3 separate regions of the Homo sapiens genome follow, and regions 1 and 2 are each linked to region 3. Evidence: chromatin contacts called from ENCODE Hi-C data. All regions are on one chromosome and are shown on one strand. The core of a region is the stretch at or near the end of the contact, and the rest is flanking DNA. Distances in the headings are between cores, read along the strand shown. Region 1 holds the start of NUP54 (nucleoporin 54). Region 2 holds the start of RASGEF1B (RasGEF domain family member 1B). Region 3 holds the start of BMP2K (BMP2 inducible kinase).

Region 1 (4,132 bases), core at 769-3,268, 2.6 Mb before region 3:
TAAGCAAACAAGGAAAAGTAAACACATCAAAGGACAGTGATATGTGATTACTTCGAATACATCTTAATTAAAATGCATCATCTTGTCTTTGAAGTTTTCAAATATTCTTCGAACTGTTTTCAACTCAGATGCTAGGGTGATAATCACATTGCAGTAACCAGTGAATGAACAAAATAACAAACTTCCCAATTAACTTTTAGGGAGTAAATAATGTTTATCAAATGCATATAATTGGCATGGGCACAAGAGGCATAACGTAAGAGACTATGGACGATAAATTCATATACGAGCAGCTGAAGAACAAGTTTTTTTCTACAGTGTCACTATGTAAAGTACCCATAAACCTATTTTAAATGTATATATCATTATTGTTTTGCAAAATTTCTAATGAGCTGCAAACAACCCACGTGCATATGAAAATCTTCATAATTATCTTTTTGAATGCAAAGACGTCTAGCTTACCTTTTAGAATTCGATGCTATATCACATAAAACTAAACTGCTCTCTTTGAGCATTTCCCAAAATTCCAGCAAAGAACTGGGGATTCTTTCTATAATTACAAATCTTATAGAAATTACACATCTTATAGTATCCTAATCTGCTGAGTTGACCAAAGAAATACATTATTATCATTATAACACAAGTTAAAAAACAAAACAGGTTACTGCTGTTCGTATAAGACTTGTTTCTCTTTGGAAACACAAGGACAATAAAATGAAATCTCAATGAAAGATGCAGAAAAAATGAAAAATGACTGCAGGAGTCCAAGAATCCCAGGATGGGCTTGACTGGTGGTGAGTTTATACTTTGGAAGTCCTACCTAATAATTTTAAAGATCTATTCAAAATTATAATCCAAATGCTTATCATTTGGAAGATAAGTGCACATTTAATAAAGGAACACTGTAACTTGCAAAACTTTCCTAAACCACATCTTTTAAGGCAGTAAAAACTTGATACAGATGTTTTTGATTCGAGATAAGGAAATAAATTTCCTTTCCCTATTAGACAAGTAACTGTTCTTTCCCAAACTCCAGGAACCACAATATTCTTGGACTCCAGCTCCCAACACTGGTTACACATACAACCCGCAGTATCTACCTGCACTTGCCAGACTGTTACCAAAATTGAACGGAGTCGCCGAGGTAGTAGAAACACCGAAATTCCCAATATTAAAGTTCACTGCAGGATTAGCAGTTAATCCGAAACCCCCAAAATTAAACCCACTGGCGGTGGAGTTGGCAGTCTCAAGCCCACCAAATCCTGATAGGCGTGTAGGCAAAGAAACAAAATTTTAAAAAGGGGGAGAGGGAAAAAGAAAAGAAAGCAAGATAAGGATTAGAAGAATCAGCAGGAGGTTTCACAGAAGTGAACAAACCTGGTTTTGCTCCAAACAGTTTAAGAAAGCAGAGTGGGGGTGGGGTGGGGCAGATGGAAGAAGCATGACGGATAAACCCCACAGCGAGGACCACAGGGGGCCGGGGGTGGAACTAAGGGAGTCAATGGGCAGTGCCGGTGGATCCCCAGCCCTATCCTCGCCGAGTCCGGCAGCGGGAACCACGCAAGCGTTCCCGCCCATCCAGGAGGCTGAGGTGCAGAGGGGAGGGAGGTTCTCGGGCAAGGGGAGAGGGAAGCAACCTCCAATTTCTCTGAGTAGGACTCCCCGGCAGCGGGAAGCGAACCGCTCAAGCCAGGGCCCTGTGGAAACTCACGCGCGGCAAGCGAGCTTCTAGTGGGACCCCGAGTACCCCCGTGGCCTCCTCGGGTGCCGCCTCGGCCCACTCTGCCGCCGCCCGCCCTTTTCCAATGCCTCTAAAGTCTCCGCGTCGGCGGGAGATTCCAGGATCCCCAGGTCGGAGAGTCTCGGACAGAGGGGGCGGACCAGACCCTTCCCCTTCTTCCCGGGTGAAGGTCTAGGGGGATCACTCACCCGCGGGGGCCGCGGTGGCTGCAGCGGTACCGGAGGTGCCCGAGGGAGCCCCAAAATTGAAGGCCATGTCGCGAAAGCAGGAGACCAAGTAGGTTACTCCTGCGACGCGCAGCGCGCTCCCCTTCTCAGTCCGGCCGGGAAACCGCCAGTCAGATCACCGAGTTCCGCCTCCTTTCTGACCTAGCCTAAGAGGCCGGAAGGCGCCAAGGGCGTAGGAGGTGGGTGGTTGTGAGGGAACGCCCCCAGCCAGCTCACTTCCGGTGGGCTTCACATGCTGTGGGGTGTCACTGTTAAGGTAAAATGCTGGGACGCTCGCGAGGGTGTGCCGCCTGAGAGTCCTTTAAAAACTGCCGTAGGGAGGTTCTTTGGGAAAGGTGTGCAGAGGCTGAAGTTGTTACTGTAGGGATACGCGGTAGACAGCTAGAATTTGTATGTGGTAGGGTTGAAGTTGCTGCCTCATCAACTAGCGGGCCTGGGAGGTCGGGCAGCAGGGCTGGGGTTGAGAACCCCCCCAACACCCACGAGGAGGTGGTATTTGAACCCAGTGCTGAAGGATGAGTAGACGGAGCAGAAGCAGTAAAGAGGATGCACGTTGGAAGAAATGAAAGCGAATGGAATTGTAGCAAACACGTTGCGTTTACTATGTGCCAGGCACTCTTCTAGACATTTTACATAATTTAATCAGCTATCTTATGAGGTGGGTTGCTGCTATCTCCAATTTATAAAAGAGGAAACAGGTACCAAAGGGTCAGGCTGTTTACAGAGTAAATACTCCTAACCACAGCTCTAAGGGGAGCACTGAAAAAGAGGGGAAGAGTGGGCCCCCTCTGTTGTACTTGTAATATAATTTAATCCTCAGAATAAATAAATAGAGAAGATTCTGTAACTGTATTTTGCAGGTGAGATGAGAGAATTGAGGTTTGGAGTTGTTAAGCAGCTTGCCCAAAGTCACCTTGCAGGTAGGTTCTGGAGTCTGGTTTTGGACTCATGTTTCTCCACTCCAGAGTCCCAATTTGTAAAAATTACCATTATATTATATTGCCTTGTAAATTATGGTAAGGATTTCAGACTATTTCTTGAGGGTAATGGGAAACCTTTAAGGGGTTTTAGGCAGAGGACTAGTATGACTAGAATTTTGTTTTTAGAAGATCCCTCTGGCTGCCATAAGGAGAATGGATTGGAAGGAGCCAGAATGCCTGAGGAAGATAGAGCTTTTAGGAGTCTGTTGTAGTTGCACAGGTAGGAGATGATAATGACTTGGATTACATCTGGCAGTGGAATTAGGAGAATAAATTTGAGAGATACTTAAGAAATAGCATATATGAGACTCGTAGTATTTGGACGTGGGAAGTAAGGATTCAAGGACAACCTCCTGCTTTCTGGCTTGGGCAAGTTGGTGAATGGTGGACCCGTGTCTGACTCCTACAAACTGAGTATGCTCTCATACCCACTGCCCTGCCTTCTTTCACTGTTTGTCACAGATAATTTATCAATCTAATTTTTCCTTACAATAGTATATATTCCATAAGTGCAAGAACCATGTCCCTCTTGTTCCATGCCCATCACAAGTGCCTGGCATATAACAGGGGGAAATAAATAATGAATGAATGACAGATAGGTGGAAACCAGATCTTGAAAGACCTTCCTTAGCATGTTAAGGAGCTTTGATTTACCAGCAGTTTGTCCAGCTGCGGCCCACAGGCCACATGTGGCTCATGGCTTAGGATGGCTTTGAATGCAGCCCAACACAAATTCGTAAACTTTATTGAAACATTGTGAGGTTTTTTGCGATTTTTTTTAAAGCTCATCAGCTATTGTTAGTGTATTTTATGTGTGGCCCAAGACAATTCTTCTTCTTCCAGTGTGGCCCAAGGAAGCCAAAAGATTGGACACCCCTGATTTAGCACATAGCCTAACGCTTAAGTACTTAGCTTACCTTAAAAAAACAAACAACCATTCTTCTTCTTCCAGCGTGGCCCAGGGAAGCCAAAAGATTGGACACCCCTGATTTAGCACATTGTCTAATGGCTAAGTACTCAGCTTACCTTAAAAAAACAAACAGCCCTCCCAGTCTAGCAGAAAGGAAAACCAATGATTAATTTATGGAATCTGCCAGAAGCTCAGGAATTGGAGATATCACGTATCTTCATAAGTTGGGGTAAAGGGAAGTTAAAATGAGAGGAACTGGTTGAAAGTCTATTTA
Region 2 (4,156 bases), core at 469-2,968, 2.7 Mb after region 3:
GTTATGAAAACCTCAACAGCAAATAATTTTTATTTCTTTTTATTAAAGAAAGCAACTCTATATTTGTTCTAAATCTCATGGGACCAGTTATTTTCACCCAAACGGCCAACCAGGTATATACGCTGCTTAACTGTAAACCTCCTTGTTTCTTAGCAGAGGCTTATCGCCATGGTCCAACTATGTTTTAAATTAAGGCATAGCCATCACATGCCAAGCTCTAGCTACTGTTTTCACGAGGAAAGGGCAATTATTCACCCCATCTGAGTGTGACTGTGCCAGACATCATTCAAGAGTGCACCACCCTGATCCCTAGACTCTTCCCCTTTATGCACCCAGTTCAGAGACCCTCCCTTCGGCCATTAGACCATCTGAGCTAAATATAGATCTACACACACCAGCAGTTCCTGACCGTCGTCACATGGTGCTGACGAAGGACTCCTTGGAGACGCGTTCGGCCCAAACACATACACAAATTTGTGTGCATATTCATCTATATACACCATATCCACCGAATTCATCAGGGAGGATGGACACATCTACATTCCGAAGAGAAAATCGCCGTCTAGACAATCTCCTTGTGTTATCTGCCACACTTGTGCCACCCTCGGCAGTGTCAGAGGATTAAGCTACGTTGCTTTTGCCTGAACTGCGCCGATTTGGTTGGGGCAAGACAGCAAGCAGTATTGAAATGGTACGTCCATACACACACACAAAGGCGCGCGCACCCCAGCCCCCGTCTCGCCCTTTTCCCTGGTGCAGCACTTAAGTTGTTTTCACAGCTCCCTTAGAAAGAACCTCCCTTAAGCTGACTGCCCGCGAGGCTCCTAGATACCTCTAGCTCATCTGAGATTCCCCAGGCAGGTGACCCGAGGCGACTCAACTGAGCTCTGGCAAAAGCAAGGCGACTCAGTGTCTCCCAAGTTTGCCAGGTGAACACCGAAGGATGACAGCACATCACCTTGTCGGTGGCGAGTATGTGACTTCTGTTCCCTTGTCCCTTCCTACGAGTCAGACTTTAGATTACATGGCACTGACAACAAAAATAAACAGCTCCCCCTACACACACACGCACACAAAACTGGTCAAGAAGTGGAAGAATCAACCTAGGTATGCACACGAAGGAAAGAAGGGATGAAAAAAATGATGGACGCGATTACAACTCAAGACAAATCCTCAAAAACCACCTATCTCGAGACAGAAGGCCTGGCTGCAGGATCAGGGAGAAAGAGGGAAGGCACAACCCAACCCAACCCAAGCCTGGCCCTGCCCGGGTCCCAGCGGCTCGGCCTCGCACCTGTTGGGGCCGCGGCAGTCCCAGGTACCCGCAGCGGCCGGGCAGGGGCCCTCCCCCGGTCCCGGGCTGTAACTCGGCTCTTGGCGCCCGCGTTCGCGCTCACTCGCCTCGGGATCTCCCGCCGCCTCGGAGCGCACCCGGCAGCCGGTGAAGTCTCTGAGCCCCGCTCGCTCCCCGCGCGGCCCAGGGATCTCCAGGGAGAGCGCAGCGCGCAGTAGGGTCCGGAGTTCCCGCTCCGGGCTGTGGTCCCCCAGCCGGGAGAACAACCCAGCCAGGGAACAACCTACCTGCAGGTGAACTCCGAGTCCTCGGCCTCCCGGCTGCGTGCCGCGCGCCCACAAATGCGACCAAAGGACAGGGAGCTAAAGCGCGCGGGAAGAAGAAAAACAAAATCTGTCTAACCAGTCGGGTTCCTTGTTTATACTGAAACTACGGCAGCCGCCGCCGCGCACGCCCCCCTTGGCTCAGGCGCCTGCCTCCCGCTGCCAGCCCCGCCCCGCCCCGGCAGGCGCGGGCCAATCACCGCGCAGCTCACCGCCCACGCCGCCGCCACCCGGCCCGGCAGGCAAGTCCCAGTGGGCCCCAGACTCCCGCAGCGCGTCAGCCTGGGTGCCCTCCCACGCGGCAGAGGCCCGCGGAGCCCAGCGCAGCGGTGTTTAACAGCGTTGGTCAGGCTGGCTCCGACTGTGCGCGTTTCCTCTTGAGTGCACCTGCCCCGGGCTGTTGTGCAGTCGTGAGTGTGTGTGTGTTCATTCACGTGTATACTATCTGTAAATACCGGCCCGACTCGTTACACAGTATTTATTAACATAATTGTGAGCTAAAGGTTACTGTCCATGTAACTTTCAGAAGAGAGCGGAGAGGAACCACAGAACATTTGCTTAGCAAATAACACATAGATCCTGGTGCTAAGCACTGTGCAAAACGCTGGGGGCACACTTGGCAAAGTAGGCTGGTCTCTGCCATTGTGAAACTTACATAGTCTAGTGGAGGACAGACATTCAGCAAATAATCACCCAAACAAAATGTAGAATTACAGCTGCTAGAAGTTGCACGGAGAGGAACCTGTTCCGTGAAACATGATTCCGGAGGCAAAGCAGGGAGGCTAGTCCTCAGTGAGGGCTGTGTTGTCATGGTAACCACGTACTCACTCCATCATGGGATATTTGATAACTATTTCAGAAAAAAGGTAAAAACCTCCGTACTTCACTTTGTACACATAAAAGGAGGCCAGAGGGAAATAATGATGGAAACAAGGGAAGAAAGAGACCTATGAAAAGAAAAAATTTACAGAATTAGGAGACTCTTACCAACTGTATTTCCTTGAGTAAGTGATACAGCTTTTCTGAGCTTCAGTTTTCTCATATATAAAACAACACTATTCATACCTGTCCTATACTGTTATAATTAAGATTACTGAGGGGGAGGAATCCTTTTCCCTCCTGCTCCATGGGTCCCTCCCCCTCTCCTTCCTGGGGTGGAGTCATTTTGACGCTCACTTTGTCTATTCTTAGCGGATTCCTCTTTCATTTTCTTCATTTATGCCTCCTTTTACTTTTCTTCCTCTTTATGATACTCCTTCCCTCCTTTGTGTAAATAGGACTCCTCTGATTCAGTAATTCACTCTAACCTACTTGAGCCTTTGACTTAACCATAGCTTCTCTGCAGTTTAAATGAGAAGCCATAAGGCCAAGGGAACTTGGTGGGCCAGCCATGCAGAGTGAAACACAGAGGCTGGGTGGCCCTGCCCTGCTGTTGTGGTTGTACTGGTTGGTTGATTTTTCAAGCTCAGTTTTTGCATCCCGATTCTGTAACAAACGAGCCATATGACATTGGGCCAGTCACTTACACCCTTGACATTACTGATCCTGTAGCCAGAAATTAAGAGTTGCAGGGGATTGCTGGCAAGATGGCTGAATAGGAACAGCTCCAGTCTGCAGCTCGTAGCGAGATTCACACAGAAAGCATGTGACTTCTGCATTTCCAACTGAGGTACCCAGTTCATCTCACTGGGACTGGTTGGACAGTGGGTGCAGCCCACGGGGAGTGAGCTGAAGCACGGTGGGGCATCGCCTCACCCGAGAAGTGCAAGGGGTTGGGGAATTTTCTCCTCTACCCAAGGGAAACCATGAGGGACTGAGCCTGAGGAACTCCAGCACAGATACTGTGCTTGTGCCAGTTTTCGCAACCCACAAACCAGGAGATTCCTTCCAGTGCCTACCCCACCAGGGCCCTGGGTTTCAAGCACAAAACTGGGTGGCCATTTGGGCAGACACCGAACTAGCTACAGGAGTTCTTTTTTTTTCCATACCCCAGTGGCGCCTGGAACACCAGCGAGACAGAACCGTTCACTCTCCTAGAAAGGGTTGCTGAAGCCAGGGAGCCAAGTGGTCTGGCTCAGCCGGTCCCACCCCAATGGAGCCCAGCAAACTAAGATCCACTGGCTTGAAATTCTCACTGCCAGCACAGCAGCAGTCTGAGATCAACCCAGGACACTCGAGCTTGGTGGGAGGAGGGGCATCCACCATTGTTGAGGCTTGAGTAGGCAGTTTTACACTCACAGTGTAAACAAAGCCTCTGGGAAGTTGGAACCGGGCAGAGCCTACTGCAGCTCAGCAAGCCTGCTGTGGCCAGACTGCCAAATTTCCCTTCTCTGGGCAGGGCATCTCTGAAAAAAGGCAGCAGCCCCAGTCAGGGACTTATAGATAAAACGCCCGCCTCCCTGGAACAGAGCACCTGGGGAAAGGGGCGGTTGTGGGCGCAGCTTCAGTAGTCTTAAACGTCTGCCTGACAGCTCTGAAGAGAACAGCAGATCTCCCAGCACAGCGTTCAAGCTCTGCTAAGGGTCAGACTGCCTCCTCA
Region 3 (3,797 bases), core at 1,277-3,776:
TCTTCCTCTGTTGTCCAGGCTGGAGTGCAGCTGATGCTATCATGGCTCACTGCAGCCTCGACTTCCTTGGCTCCAGTGATCCACGCACCTCAGCTTCCCAAGTAGCAGGGACCACAGGCCTGCGCCACCCCACCAAGCCCAGCTAATTTTTGTATTTTTGATAGAGATGGAAGGTCTCACCATATTGCCCAGGTTGGTCTTGAACTCCTGAGTTCAAGCAATCCACCCACCTCGGCTTCCCAAAGTGCTGGGATTATAGGTGCAAGCCACTTTGACTGGTCAAACTTTTGTTTGTTTTTAAGAGACACCCAGCCTGGAGTGCACCAGTGCCATCATAGCGCACTGCAGCCTTGAACTCCTTGGTTCAAGCGATCCTCCTGCCTCAGCCTCCTGAGTAGCTGGGATTACAGGTGCACCACCACCATACCTGGCTAATTTTTAATTTTTTTTTTTTTTTTTTTTAAAGAGATGAGGTCTTGTTATGTTGACCATGCTGGTTTTGAACTCCTGGCCTCAAGTGATCCTCGTAAACTAACTTTGAAACTTATTATAGCAGGCTTGTTGTGATCAGGTGAAGTTATATCAGGCCCAAACTTTGTATGTTTGTCTGACTCCAGTTTTGAATTGCATGAAATGACTTAATCTTTCCATTATTCTGCTTAAAAAACAATTCAAATTTAGGAATGAGACTCCACAATGAAGCCCCACAGCAACGAAAGTGGTCAGCTTGTTTCTAAATGGAAATCCCCAACTGCCACACCACATCAATCATCTGACATATAATCTCACTTCCACTAAGCTGGAATCTACTTTAAACGTCAGGTCTCTGGATGAAGAATTTTAGTTTAGTGGGTTATGTAGCAGAAATGCCTAAATCCAGAGCACTATTTTAGTGTTGGCAGAAATAGCTTCTCTTCAAATAGCAGGGAAGAAAGAACAAGGATTTTAAGTTCAAAGTTTTTGTCTAAGCACATTTTCTAATGTTTCTACCCGTTATCTCATTAAAAAGAATAAAGAAATAGGGGTGGGGATAGAACCACATTCATCTACTTTCATAGAAGGTGCATACTGGAGTCCTGCAGATACAATTTATTTGATCTATATTTTAAAAATTAGGGAAATGCCACATTAGAAAACAGTTCCAGGTTTTTGGTTCTCTTAAGAAACTGGAACCTCTGGGCACAGTGTGTGTGCCTATCTTCTTTTGTGGAAAAGTAGGCTGGAGCTGAGAATTGGCTGCTCTCTTTACACAGGCTCTACAGTTTGCCATTCCCTACCACTCCTGAATGTTTTACACCCATATTTATTTTGTTGCTTCACCCTGCAGTCGGGAGACTCCTGCAGTTTATGAAATTGATACAACAGGGCTTTTTTTTTTTTTTTTTTTTTTGGTAGGGGGTGCAAATCTCTTTGATTTGAGGGGAACGCAGTGGTCGCTTTTGCTTCCAAACAGCCTTAAATCTGCCCGTTTTTCAACGATCTGACCTTACTTTTTCAGGGTGGCCAAAAGCACAAAATTATGAATCAAAGAATGGTCCCCAATTACCACGAGCCAGCTGTGTGACCTTGGGCGACTCCGTTAAGTTCTTTTAGCCAAGAGTGATGAATGGTCTGCAAAACGACCTTAATACCTGTTCTGAATACCCCCACATGGCTGTGGTACAGCAGGCGTGAGATGTTTAAAGTACTCCTAAGTAATTTATAAACTGCAAAACGCTTCCCAGCACAAGCGTCCGCTACAGAGCGCGACGACACCGAGCCGGTTTAGAAGTCCAGTTACTGGAATCCACTCCAGTTCCGTCCTGCTCCCACCTCCTACGCTCAGGGTGGGCGAGCGGAAGGAGACTCTCAAGGGAGAAGGCCTGGAAAACTGGCTAAGAAACGAAGCGAGAAGTTCCTCAGCAGGGGTAAAGTTGTTGGCGGCATTTTTAAGCCCCTAGAGTGGCACAGCGACTCCCGGTCGAGATGACGGACCCCGGTGCGTGACCAGCGCGGGAGCCAGTCCCGGGCCACCTCCCTGCTTGAAGTCGGGCCTGGCCAGTACCCTCCCGGCGCAACCCCGGACCCGGGACCCCCGACTTTGCCCTAGTCCCCAACCCCCACAATCACCTCCCTTGGTCCCCCTCCACGTGACAAGAGCCGGAACCGTCACTTCCGGCGGCGCGGGCAGCGCGCCTGCGCGGGTCGCCCGGCCTCAGTGAGCGGTTGGCAGCAGCGCCCCCCCCCCCCCCCCGCCAACGGCCACGAGTGGCGGGCGGCGCGGGTTCGGCCGGGGCGGCGGCGGCGCGACGGGCTGCGGTCCTGCGGGTTTGTGGCCTGAGACGTCTAGCCCACTCCCTGGAGGGGCCGGCCGCCCAGCCTCTTTCGCTCTCTTCCTCTACCCCGGCTCGCGCTCCAGGCGCTTAGTGAGGCGGCGGGACGCCCGGGGCACTGGCGGAGGCGGCGGCGTCGCCCCTGGATTCGGACCCGCCCCCTCGCGCCCCGCCCCGTCCCCGCCCTCCCCACCGCCCTCTGCGGGAGCCGGGCAGCTGCAGCGGAGCCGCGGAGCGGGCGGCGGGGCCCAGGCTGTGCGCTTGGGGAGCGCGGAATGTGAGGCTTGGCGGGCCGCAGCACGCTCGGACGGGCCAGGGGCGGCGACCCCTCGCGGACGCCCGGCTGCGCGCCGGGCCGGGGACTTGCCCTTGCACGCTCCCTGCGCCCTCCAGCTCGCCGGCGGGACCATGAAGAAGTTCTCTCGGATGCCCAAGTCGGAGGGCGGCAGCGGCGGCGGAGCGGCGGGTGGCGGGGCTGGCGGGGCCGGGGCCGGGGCCGGCTGCGGCTCCGGCGGCTCGTCCGTGGGGGTCCGGGTGTTCGCGGTCGGCCGCCACCAGGTCACCCTGGAAGAGTCGCTGGCCGAAGGTACGGGCGCCCGGGGAGGCTCGGACAGGCAGGTGAGGGAGGGTTGGGGTGTGGCGGCGGCTTCTCCGGGTCCTCGCCCTCCGGACTGACTCTTATACCCCATTCTTCCTCTGCTGCCGGGCCAGCGGGGGCTCCTAAAGAGTGGCTCGGGCTTTCTCTCTTAAGCTGGCTTTTCTTGCCGCTGGCTGCCCCGGCCGGTGCACAGTTCTCTCATGCCTAGTTTAAATCATTTTCTGTGCTTTTTGACGCGAGAAAATAGGTAGTAGACGGGCTAGGAAGTGGGTTGGTGTTACGATTGGGCCAGTGACTCATTAGAGGGTCAGATCGAACAGGGTTGAAGCTCCGTTCTGCCAGCTGTGGCTCAGACGGGTGTCATGCGTTGGCCTTTTCATCTAAGCCTCCACCCGCGCTGCAGGGCATAGGACCCTGCAGCCCCTGGTGTCAAGCTGGGCTTTGCTGCAGCTCAGTCATCTGTTGAAAAACAATGTATTTGTGTGCATGTGTGCGTGTTGGAGGTGATCCTTTGCTCTAAATTCAGTTAGTAGGTTGCACTGAGGAGCAGGTAAACTTGGAGCCCATTTATCTTTGTTATTTAGAATCTTCTCTGTTGGACAAGGTGCTATTCATGCCCTCCCAGTATGTCTCTTTGATAGTAGTTTAAAAGGTGATATAAAAGCAGGTTAACTTTCACTTAACGAGGTTTTGTGGTCGGTCCTTCATGATCTGGAACAGGTTATGACGGCAGGTAGAAGTCTACTTACAAAAAAAGTTTACTCCATTTTAAAAGAAGAACTTAGAATTTAGTTTTGTATTTCTGGCATAATTGCCTTGTAGAAAATACTTGCCCTGTGTGCTGCATGCTTCATTGGCCTTTGAGTTTTTAGTTGCAAAATGATACT

What was found. Hi-C counts contacts between places; a loop is a spot of excess contacts on that map. Pooled maps may share reads with other maps.
Region 1: a map of CD4-positive, alpha-beta T cell shows a loop between it and region 3 (5-fold over the local background). The contact joins the promoter of NUP54 here to the promoter of BMP2K in region 3. A Hi-C loop is called at or near these places in 2 of 168 maps with a recorded cell type or tissue (CD4-positive, alpha-beta T cell and naive thymus-derived CD4-positive, alpha-beta T cell) and 7 of 50 pooled maps.
Region 2: a loop to region 3 is called in a map of sigmoid colon, with 9 times the contacts of the local background. The contact joins the promoter of RASGEF1B here to the promoter of BMP2K in region 3. A Hi-C loop is called at or near these places in 3 of 168 maps with a recorded cell type or tissue (CD8-positive, alpha-beta T cell, sigmoid colon and tibial artery) and 5 of 50 pooled maps.

What each region holds. Positions count from the first base shown.
Region 1 is chr4:76,146,379-76,150,510 of GRCh38, forward strand. It overlaps NUP54 (nucleoporin 54), which reads right to left and starts at 2,019. Exons shown (of 12, transcript NM_017426.4): 1 at 1,930-2,019. The coding sequence starts at 1,996. LOC124900718 (a long non-coding RNA gene) reads left to right here and starts at 2,171. Exons shown (of 2, transcript XR_007058144.1): 1 at 2,171-2,224; 2 at 2,829-4,132. RefSeq lists an enhancer at 1,969-2,128.
Region 2 is chr4:81,470,189-81,474,344 of GRCh38, forward strand. RASGEF1B (RasGEF domain family member 1B) reads right to left here and starts at 1,719. Exons shown (of 14, transcript NM_152545.3): 1 at 1,582-1,719. RefSeq lists a silencer at 1,651-2,060.
Region 3 is chr4:78,773,824-78,777,620 of GRCh38, forward strand. It overlaps BMP2K (BMP2 inducible kinase), which reads left to right and starts at 2,527. Exons shown (of 16, transcript NM_198892.2): 1 at 2,527-2,898. The coding sequence starts at 2,721. BMP2K-DT (BMP2K divergent transcript) reads right to left here and starts at 2,147. Exons shown (of 1, transcript NR_186689.1): 1 at 1-2,147. RefSeq lists enhancers at 1,763-2,393, 3,026-3,656 and silencers at 1,860-2,109, 2,200-2,869, 3,231-3,431.